Linked DNA regions of Homo sapiens: region 2 is linked to region 1. Evidence: read pairs that join two places in POLR2A ChIA-PET (ENCODE). Cell type or tissue: Caco-2. All regions are shown on one strand. Each heading gives the region's core, and the rest is flanking DNA. Links, peaks and the distances in the headings are about the cores only. Region 1 has its middle 17 kb from the start of CCNF. Region 2 has its middle 4.3 kb from the start of NPW.

Region 1 (5,372 bases), core at 317-5,316:
CAGCAGGTTGTGGGAGACTGATAGTGAGTTCTCCCCATCCCAGTGGGCCTGGTGTGACACTCGTCCTGGTGGATATTTTGTTCCCTTCTAGGTTCTGTAGATGAGTTCCTATTGAAAAAGGCAAAAGAGGAGCCTGAGGACTTTGATAAGCTCTACTTAGTGGCAGCTTCCTTTGAAGACGTGGGAAATCACACCATAGTGACAGCGCTGTTCAACAACCAGGCATACCATTCTTCTGCCCTGGCTCTGGCGCTATTGGACAATTTTCTCTTGAAGTTGCTTTCTGGTGCCAGGGCTTCCATTACCGCAGCCAACCACCCTCAACCTCAGCCAGCCAGGGAGGATTCAGAGAATTTCCTGTATCAGTATGTGTGAATTTTCTTCTCTCTATCTACACCTCTGTAGGGTTCCACCCTTTCCCACCTGTTTCTGTCTTTGCCTCTTGTTTTAATTACAAATTGTTATTTTGGGAGATGGTTGTTATTAGCAGTTCCACTTACTCTGCTATCTCTCTCCTTATGTCCCGTCTTTTACAGGGAACCTAAAGGACATTACCTTGTTATCAACTTGCTTTTTGGATTAGCTTTCCTGTCTAGCTCTTTTTCCATGTTGACAGTCAGAGAGAGGCGCGTTAAGGCCAAGCTTGTCCAGTTTATCAATGGAGTTTATGTGGCCACTTTCTGGCTCTCCACTCTGCTATGGGACCTCATCTCCTTCCTCATTCCCAGTCTGCTGCTGGTGGTGAGTGCTGGAGGGTGCTGGGATTCTTCAGCTGCATATCACAGGCAGCTTTTCCTGGGGACCCCTGCCCAGAACCGGAACCAGCTAGGAAGTCTAGGTTGGCAGCTCTGCCCCAGTGGGGACACAGGGTGTGAGATCTCCCTCATCCCTTGGCAGAAGAAGACTCAAGTTCCCAGCTTTGTTAGGAGCAGAGGGATCTGCTTCAGGGTCTCCATGTGGCCCCCCCAAGAATTGCTACTTCAAGCTAGTAAGGGGCAGTACTTTGGGGACATATGTTTATTGTCCAGAAATACCTCACCAGGGTACTGATGGGTTGAAGTACTTAATTGTGGTTGCATTGAGTAATTTTCAGCTCCCTGGTTATTTTATGCAGAATGGACCGCCTCCTGCTTTGTTCTGCCTGTGTGTTTTGTGAGCATCTCTGAACCCCTTATCACACTACACTGTACCACTGATTTCCAGGGCAGCTCCTGGAGAGCAGAGTTTAGAGCTTGTTCATGTCTGCATGTGCAGATGAGCAGAAGGGAAGTGCCCATGCGGTATTTCTAACACCTCACTTTTAAAATTCAGATTCTGATATTCTTTCTCAAGTGTTTAGGATTGACTTTTTTTTTTTTTTTTTTTTTTGAGACGGAGTCTCGCTCTGTGGCCCAGGCTGGAGTGCAGTGGTGCGATCTCGGCTCACTGCAAGCTCCGCCTCCCAGGTTCACGCCATTCTTCTGCCTCAGCCTCCTGAGGAGCTGGAACTACAGGCACCCGCCACCACGCCCAGCTAATTTTTTGTATTTTTCGTAGAGACGGGGTTTCACTGTGTTAGCCAGGATGGTCTCGATCTCCTGACCTCGTGATCCACCTGTCTCGGCCTCCCAAAGTGCTGGGATTACAGGCGTGAGCCACCGTGCCCAGTCCCCTCTGCTTTTAACTTGGGAGTCATTCTGTCTCCTAAGGGACTCTTGGTGATAGTTTTATCTCCACAAACTATAGAGGCAGGAACTGCATCCTCCTTATCATCTGGAAGATGACACTCAAACAACTTGGGAGCCGGCAATTCACCCCTGCTATCTGGACGCAGATCACCTGTAAACCTCATTTCCCTCTGCCCTCAGCTCCCCCACCTCCGCAGATGCAGCCCATGCTGCGGCTGTGCTCCTGATTTTCCCACACACACCGTGTTCTTGCAGATCCTCCCGCGTGAACAATTGGAAAGAAGTAAAGTGACAGATTCGAGGAGCATAGCAGAAGAAAGATACTTAGGTCTTAGAGGTTGAATGACTATAGAGGAAGAGGAGTCAGGGAGAACCAGTTTTCTGGTCTGGAGGCCTGGGAGTCTGATGTTGTAATGATGGATATACAATAACGTGGGTTAGGATAGATAATAGAAGATATGCCCTTTTCTTCCTGCAAGCAGAGTTAATATTTTCTATTCTCTTCGCATAGCTAGGCTATGCAACAATCTCAAAATCCTTGGATTATACATTCCTAATACTTCCAGGGCACTGCCTGGGGATGGCTTTCACCAACTTATATTACAACTCTGAACTACAGAGGTTTTGCAGTGTCAAGAACCTGAGTGATATTGAGTGTAATGAAGTCTGTGAGTATTGTAAATGGAATTTGTTAATTACATTTTTGTTGAAACATAATTCATATAAAATATGCCCTTTTAAAGCTTACAAGTCAGTAATCTGTCATGAGATAAGAGTTTTTTTAAAAAGAATAAAATTTACAAGTCAGTGGTTTTTGGTATATGCAGAGTAACCTTCCCCACTATCTAATTCTAGAAAATTTTCATCACTCCAAAAGGAAACCCTATACCCATTAACAGTCACTCCCCATTCCCTTCTTCCCCCAGCCCCTCGCAATCACTAATCTGCTTCCTGCTGTTATGAATTTGCTTGTTCTGGATATTTCACATAAATGGAATAATACAATGTGTGAGCTTTGTGTCTGTCTGCTTGTACTTAGAATAATGTTTTCAAGGTTCATCCATGTTGTAAGAGGTGTCAGTGCTCCATCCCTTTGCGTAGCTGAATGTTAGTCCATTGTATGGTTTCACCACAATTTATCTTTTCATCTGTTGATGGACATGTGGGTTGTTTCTGCTTTTGCTATTACGAATAACAGTATTATAAACATTTGGATATGAGTTTTTATGTGAACATGTTTTCAGTTCTCTTGGGTATATACCAAGACTATATTTGCTAGGTCATATGGTAACTGTGTTTAGCATTTTGAGGAACTACAAAACTGTTTTCTACATTAGCTGAACCATTTTACATTCCTACCAGCAAAGTCTGAGGATTCCAGTTTGTCCACATCCTCTCCAACGCTTTAAAAAATTATTTACTTTTTAAATTATAGTACAATATACATAGCATGAAATTTCATTTATCAATTTTTTTTCTTTTTTCTTTTTTTTTTTTTTTTTTTAGACGGAGTCTTACTCTGTCTCCCAGGCTGGAGTGCAGTGGTGCAGTCTCAGCTCTCACTGCAACCTCTGCCTTTTGGGTTCAAGCGATTCTCCTGCCTCAGCCTCCTGAGTAGCTGGGATTACAGGCATGCACCACTGTGCCTGACCTCCTTTCAACATTTCTTATAGGGCAGGTCTGGTGGTAATTTTATGCCCCCTTTTCCAACATTTTTAAATTCCTTTTAAAAATTGTATTATAAAGCCATGTACAGTGGCATGCATCTGTAGTCCCAGCTGTTCAATCTGTAGTCCCAGCTGAAGTGGGAGGATCGCTTGAGTCTAGGAGCTTGAAGCCAGCTTGGGCAACATAGCAAGACCCCATCTCTTTTTAAAAAAAATTATTATAGCTATTCTAATGAGTATAAATTAGTATCACATTGTGGTTTTGGTCTTTGTTTTCCTAATGACTAATGATGTTGAGCATCTTTTCATGTGCTTATTGGCTATTTGTATATCTTCTTGGGAGAGCTATTTAGTCAAATCCCTCCTCCATTTTTAATTAGGTTATTTGTCTTTTTTCTTTTTATCAGGAAGTTGTAAAAATTTTTTTTTTTTTTTTTTTTTTTTTTTGGACAGGTCTTACTCTGTCATCCAGGCTGGAGTGTAATGGCATAATCACGGCTTACTGCAGACTCGACCTCCTGGGCTCAAACCATCTTCCCACCTCAGCTTCCTGTGTAGCTGGGACTACGGGTGCATGCCACTGTGCCCGGCTAATTTTTTAATTTTTTGTAGAGACAGTAGTCTCACTATGTTGCCCAGGCTGGTCTCGAACTCCTGGCCTCAAGCAATCCTCCTACCTCGGCCTCTCAAAATGCTTGCAGGCATAAGCCACCACACCCAGCCAATAATTCTTTACAAAGTTGGATACTAGACCTTGTCAAATATATCATTTTCAAATATTTCCTCCTATATTGCAGGTTGTCTTTTCACTTTCTTGACAGTGTCCCTTGATGAACAAAAGCTTTTAATTATGAAATTATGACAAAGACCAATTTATCTATTCTTTTCTCTTTTGTGTTTTTGATTTAAGAAATTATTGCCTTATGCAAGATAGGGAAGTTTTACCTCTACATTTTCTTCTAAGAGTTTTAGCTTTTTTTTTTTTTTTTTTTTTTTGAGATGGAGTCTTGCTCTGTCACCCAGGCTGGAGTGCAGTGGCGGGATCTTGGCTCACTGCAAGCTCCACCTCACGGGTTCACACCATTCTCCAGCCTCAGCCTCCTGAGTAGCTGCGACTACCGAGTAGCAGGCACCTGCCTGCTACTACGCCCATCTAATTTTGTTTTTGTATTCTTAGTAGAGACGGGATTTCACCATGTTAGCCAGGATGGTCTCGATCTCCTGACCTCGTGATCCGCCTGCGTCGGCCTCCCAAAGTGCTGGGATTACAGGCATGAGCCACTGCGCCCGGCTGAGTTTTAGCTCTTACATTTAGGCCTTTGATTCATTTTAATTTTTTATATGGTGTTAGGTAGAGATCCAAATTCATTCTTTTGCATATATGTGTAATTGTCCCAGTGCCATTTGTTGAAAAGACAAAAGTTTCTGTTTTGGTGGAAGATTTTTAACTACAAATTCAATTTCTTTTCTTTTTTTTTTTTTTTTTTGAGATGGAGTCTTGCTCTGTCACCCAGTCTAGAGTGCAGTAGCACAATCTCAGCTCACTGCAACCTCCACCTCCTGGTTCAAGCAATTCTCCTGCCTCAACCTCCCAAGTAGCTGGGATTTCAGGCGCATGCCACCATGACTGGTGAATAGTTTTTCCTTTTTTTTAGAGGTAAGGTTTCACTTTTTCCCTGGAACTGCAGGCAGGTGCCACCATGCCAGTCTAATTTTTGTATTTTAGTAGAGATGGGGGTCTTGCTATTTTGCCTAGGCTGGTCTCAAACTTCCAGGTTCACGTGATTCTCCTATAGATTCCCCAGAAAAGAGCAGCAAACAGACTTGGCCTCTGTCCAAAGGGAGGGTGCCTTCGGGGGCTGCTGGAGCAGCATGTTCCCTGATAATCAGTGCTGGTGGGTGGTAGAGAACAATGTAACCACCTGCTAGGGGACAGTCAGGATTCCTGTGGCCACATGCCCAGCACAGACTTTCAAACAACCTTTGGGCCCCTCCCCTCATTTTTTTTTTTTAAGAAAGAAGGTCTTGCTCTGTTGCC
Region 2 (5,372 bases), core at 246-5,245, 400 kb before region 1:
TTAAAGCCAGCTGGCCTGATGTGGTGGCTCAGGCCTGTAATCTCAGCACTTTGGGAGGCTGAGGCAGGCAGATCACTGGAGGTCAAGAGTTCGAGGCCAGCCTGGCCAACATGGTGAAACCCCATCTCTACTAAAAATACAAAAATTAGCCGGGCATGGTGGTGGGCGCCTATAATTCCAGCTACTTGGGAACCTAAGGCAGGAGAATCGCTTTGAACCCGGGAGGCAGAGGTTGTAGTGAGCGGAGATCATGCCACTGTACTCCAGCCTGGGTGACAGAGCAAGACTCTGTTTCAAATAAAATAAAATAAAGCCAGCTAATTAGCAACCTTAATTTTATATTCCCTGGTGTGGTGGTGCGCACGTGTAGTCTCAGCTACTCGGGAGGCCGAGGCAGGAGGATTGTGTCAGTCCAGGAGTTCTGAGGATATAGTGGGCTGTGTCAGTCAGGTGTCTGCACTAAGTTTGGCATCGACTTGGTGACCTCCTGGGAGCAGGGGACCACCAGGTTGCCTCAGGAGGGGTGAACTGGGCCAGTTTGGAAAGAGAGCAGGTCAAAACTCCTGTGATCAGTAGTGGGATCACGCCTGTGAATAGCCACTAGACATCAGCCTGGGCAACATAGTGAGACCCTGCCTCTAATCAACCATTTTATCTACAGCCTAATTCCCTCCTACTATGTGGCATAAATATTCACAGGTTGCAGGGATTGGGGGCGAACATCTTTGGGGGGCTACTGTTCTGCGTACACACATGGGTGAAGGCCAGGGATGCTACTAAAGATTCTCAGTGCACAGGATGGCAAAGGTCAGTAGTGCTGCAGCTACGAGTTTTTCTGTTTCTGGCCGGGCGCAGGGGCGCATGCCTGTAATCCCAGCACTATGGGAGGCCGAGGCGGGCGGATCCCCTGAGGTCAGGAGTTCGGGACCGGCCTGGCCAACATGGCGAAACCCTGTCTCTACTAAAAATACAGAAATTAGCTGAGCGTTTTGGCAGGCACCTATAATCCCAGCTACTTGGGAGGCTGAGTCAGGAGAATCTCTTGAGCACAGGAGGCGGAGGTTGCAGTGAGCAGAGATCGCACCATTGCACTCTAGCCTGGGTGACAGAGTGAGACTCTGTCTCAAAAACAAAACAAACAAAACAAAACAAAATAGTAGTTATGCTTATGATTCAAACATTTGGAGATAAATACTAGAAGAAACAGCTAACAGCTAAAAGAGTTGGAAGTAGCTGTCTCTGGAGAGTAGGAGCAGGGTGTGAAGGGTGGGCAGGGATAGCTTTGTTCTCTTCCTTATAGCAAGCAGCCTTTGATTTATAATGTATACTGCCTTGACAACATTAATTATTTTATTTTATTTATTTATTTATTTATTTTTTATTTTTTTGAGACGGAGTCTTGCTCTGTTGCCCAGGCTGGAGTGTAGTGGCACCATCTCGGCCCACTGCAACCTCTGCCTCCCGGGTTCAAGCAATTCTGCCTCAGCCTCCCGAATAGTTGGGATTACAGGCATGCAACACCATGGCTGGCTAATTTTTGTATTCTTAGTAGAGATGGGGTTTCACCATGTTGGCCAGGCTGGTCTCGAATTCTTAACCTTGTGATCCACCTGTCTCAGCCTCCCAAAGTGCTGGGATTATAGGCGTGAGCCACCAGGCGCAGCCCTAATTATTATTATTATTTTTTTTTTTCCTTTTTTTTCTTTTTCTTTTCTTTCTTTCTTTTTTTTCTAATTTTTTTTTTTTTGAGGTGGTCTCTTGCTCTGTCGCCCTGGCTGAAGTGCAGTGACATGATCTTGGCTCACTGCAACCTCCGCCTCCCGGGTTCAAGTGATTCTCCTGCCTCAGCCTCCCAGGTAGCTGGGATTACAGGTGCCTGCCACCACGCCCAGCTAATTTTTGTATTTTTAGTAGAGACAAAGTTTCACTGTGTTGGCCAGGCTGGTCTCAAACTCCTGACCTCATGATCCGCCCGCCTCGGCCTCCCAAAGTGCTGGGATTACAAGCGTGAGCCACCACACCCGGGCAATTTTTTGTATTTTTAGTAGACACGGGGTTTCACCGTGTTAGCCAGGATGGTCTCGATCGCCTGACCTTGTGATCTGCCCACCTCGGCCTCCCAAAGTGCTGGGATTACAGGTGTGAGCCACTGAGCCTAGCCAATTATTTAATATATTTACTGTTTTGGTTTTTTTTTTCATTTTTTGTGAGATGGAGTCTCGCTCTGACGCCCATGCTGGAATGCAGTGGCATAATCTCGGCTCACTGAAACCTCCGCCTTCTAGGTTCAAGCAATTCTTATACCTCAGCCTCCCGAGTAGCTGGGATTACAGGCGTGCACCACAACACCCAGCTAATTTTTTTGTATTTTTAGTAAAGATGGAGTTTCACCGTGTTGGCCAGGCTGGTCTTGAACTCCTGAGCTTAAGTGATCCGCCCACCTCGGCCTCCCAAACTGTTGGGATTATAGGCATGAGCCACTGAGCCCGAGCTATGTATTTACTTTTTGAGACAGGGTCTGTCGCCCAGGCTGGAGTGCAGTGGCAAGATCGCGACTCACTGCAGCCTTGCGAACTCCAGGCCTCAAGGGAACTTTCTACCTCGGACTTCAGGCACACACCACCACACCCAGCTAATATATATATATATTTCGTCATTGTTTGTTTTGGTAGAGATGGGGTTTCGCCATATGGCCCAGGCTGGTCTCTAACTCCGCCTCAGCCTCCCAAAGTGTTGGGATTGCAGGCGTGAGCCACTGTGCCACGCCCTGGCCAATAATTTTAAAGATGACAAAACAGATTTGCTCATTAATCTCCTCCTTACCAGGGCGTTCCTGTTCGGGGCCAGGCTTTGTGCCTGCGGCAGGCGTGGTCCTGGCCTTAAGCAAGTGTCTCACGGGTTTCTAGGCCGGACACTGGTGTCAAGGAACTGAGATGTGAGCCTCAAGAAGCAGGGCTGGCTCTCGTCACCTCCTCCCCAAGGAGAGTTGTGACTCCAGACCCCTGGAGGTGGGGAGAAGGAAGCCTTTGTCACCAGGTCCTGTTCCTGGGCACCAGGCTGGGCAGGACACAGAGGCCTTCCTCCTGCCGCCTGAAAAGGGAGCCCACAGACACCCTTAAGGTTCTGTGTTTTGCTCCTCTAACCCAGTCCTGGTCTCCCCCTGCCACGTGTTCCGGACACTCCACCCAACAGACGCCTCCCCGTGCCTCTGTTCCCAGTGACCTTTCCCTGCGTCCTGCGACTCTCACTCCCTTGGGCCACAGCAATAAACAAGGTAGAGGAGCCACTGCTGGTTTTTTTGTTGTTGTGGTTCTGTTTTGTTTTGTTTTTTTTGAGATAGAGTCTTGCTCTGTCGCCCAGGCTGGAGTGCAGTGGTGTGATTTTGGTTCACTGCAACCTCTGCCTCGCGGGTTCAAGTGATTCTCCTGCCTCAGCCTCCCGAGTAGCTGGGACTACAGGCACCCATCACCACGCCTGGCTAATTTTTGTATTTTTAGTAGAGACGAGGTTTCACTGTGTTGGCCAGGCTGGTCTCAAACTCCTGACCTCATGATCTACCTGCCTTGGCCTCCCAAAGTGCTAGGATTACAAGCATGAGCCACCATGTCCAGCTGTTTTTTTTTTGTTTGTTTGTTTTGTTTTTTTTTTTCTTGAGAGAGAAGGAGTCTTCCTCTGTTGCCCAGGCTGGAGTGCAGTGGCGCAATCTCCACTGCTTCTATTTGCTGTCACAGGGACTTCCATCCCAGCATAGACTTTCATTGATCAGTTTCCACAGTTCCCCCTGCAGAAGCTCCCCGGGCCACCTCCAGGGGGCGTCCTGGACCCTCCCCTGACTGGCTGGAGTCCCCCCAGGGGTCCAGAGACACCCACGTCCTCTTAGCCAGGAGCGGGTGGCAGCGCCAAGGGACCCTGATGGGGCCTGGCTCTGGCCCATGTCGTGCTGCACTACCCGCCCACCACACACTCCAGGCAGCTGTCAAGGACAAGGGGCCCTGGGGGAGCGTGGCGGGGATAGCTTCTTGCAGGGCCTCTGGTCCCCGTGGTCCTCCAGGCGGCGCAGACAGCTCCATCTGCATCCCCCATTCTGCCCCTGTCACAGTGTTTTCCTGACAGGCTGGGGGTGGTCAGCCTCTGGTGCAGCAAGGATAGGTCCTAGCCACAGCGTTCATTGAGTGCTTACTGGGTACCAGGCACGGTTCAGCTCCCAGACCCACCACTGGATTATCAGTGCCAACAAGATGATGAAGTGGCCACTTTTTTTACCCCCAGTTTACAGATGAGGAAACTGAGGCAGGAGAGGCCGAGGTCCTTATCCTCTTCCCCTCAGCTGCGACTATCAAGCAGGGCTGGCGTCTCGCCACTTCAGTGTGGCCTTCCTGGAGAGGGCTGCTGCTTCTAACCCTCGTCAGGCTCACCAGACTCACCGGGGACCCTCACGCCTCAGGAGTGGGAGTCTGGCTCTGCCCCCAGACCTTCTGTTTTGTTTGTTTGTTTGTTTGTTTTTTGAGATGGAGTCTTGCTCTGTCACCCAGGCTGGAGTACAGTGGTCCCATCGTGGCTCACTGCAACCTCTGCCTCCCGAGTTCAAGTGATTCTCCTCCCTCAGCCTCCCGAGCAGCTGGGACTACAGGTGTGTGCCACCATGCCCGGCTAAGTTTTTTTTTTTTTTTTTTTGAGATGGAGTCTCACTCTGTCACCCAGGCTGGAGTGCAATGGCACAGTCTTGGCTCACTGCAACCTCCGCCTCCGAGGACCAAGCAATTCTCCCGCCTCAGCCTCCTGAGTAGCTGGGACTACAGGCGCATGCCACCACACCCGGCTAATTTTTGTATTTTTAGTAGAGATGGGATTTCACTATGTTGGTCAGGTTGGTCTGAAATTCTTGACCTCGTGACATGCCTGCCTCGACCTCCCAAAGTGCTGAGATTACAGGCATGAGCCACTGTGCCTGGCAAGTTTTGTATTTTTAATAGAGATGGGGTTTTGCCATGTTGGCCAGGCTGGTCTTGAACTCCTGGCCTCAAGTAATCCACCTGCCTCAGCCTCCTGAAGTGCTGGGATTACAGGCATGAGCCACTGTGCCCAGCCTGCCCCCAGCCTTTCTGTGCCCTTCTGGACAGGAGTACCCTGTTCCCCCAAGCTGAGGCTCTTGGGCTCAGGTGCTAGGATGTATCTCACCTCCACCATTTACCCAACATGATCTGGGGCAGGTCAGTTCTCCCTGGGCCTCAGTTTACTCGTTGGTGAGTGGAGTCAATAATAGTTCCACTCATGACATTGTCTGGAGGTCAAGATGAGATAGTTCATGATGACCCAAAACGAGATCCCTGGTGTCTGGGACCCAGGGGCTGCCCCATGACTGACATGGTTGC

What was found. Peaks named below come from ENCODE experiments on the same cell type or tissue, not always from the same donor. Only the 100,000 strongest peaks of a DNase experiment are listed, where the experiment ranks them.
Region 2: POLR2A ChIA-PET joins it to region 1 with 6 read pairs; 3 of 35 experiments call an interaction of 5 or more read pairs at or near these places.

What each region holds. Positions count from the first base shown.
Region 1 is chr16:2,410,085-2,415,456 of GRCh38, forward strand. It overlaps the pseudogene ABCA17P. Among named protein-coding and RNA genes, the nearest start is that of CCNF, 17 kb to the right of the region's middle. In Caco-2, for the core only: no CTCF peak of the experiment used is centred there; no DNase peak of the experiment used is centred there.
Region 2 is chr16:2,012,837-2,018,208 of GRCh38, forward strand. It overlaps the pseudogene RN7SL219P. Among named protein-coding and RNA genes, the nearest start is that of NPW, 4.3 kb to the right of the region's middle. In Caco-2, for the core only: no CTCF peak of the experiment used is centred there; a DNase peak (open chromatin) is centred at 2,765.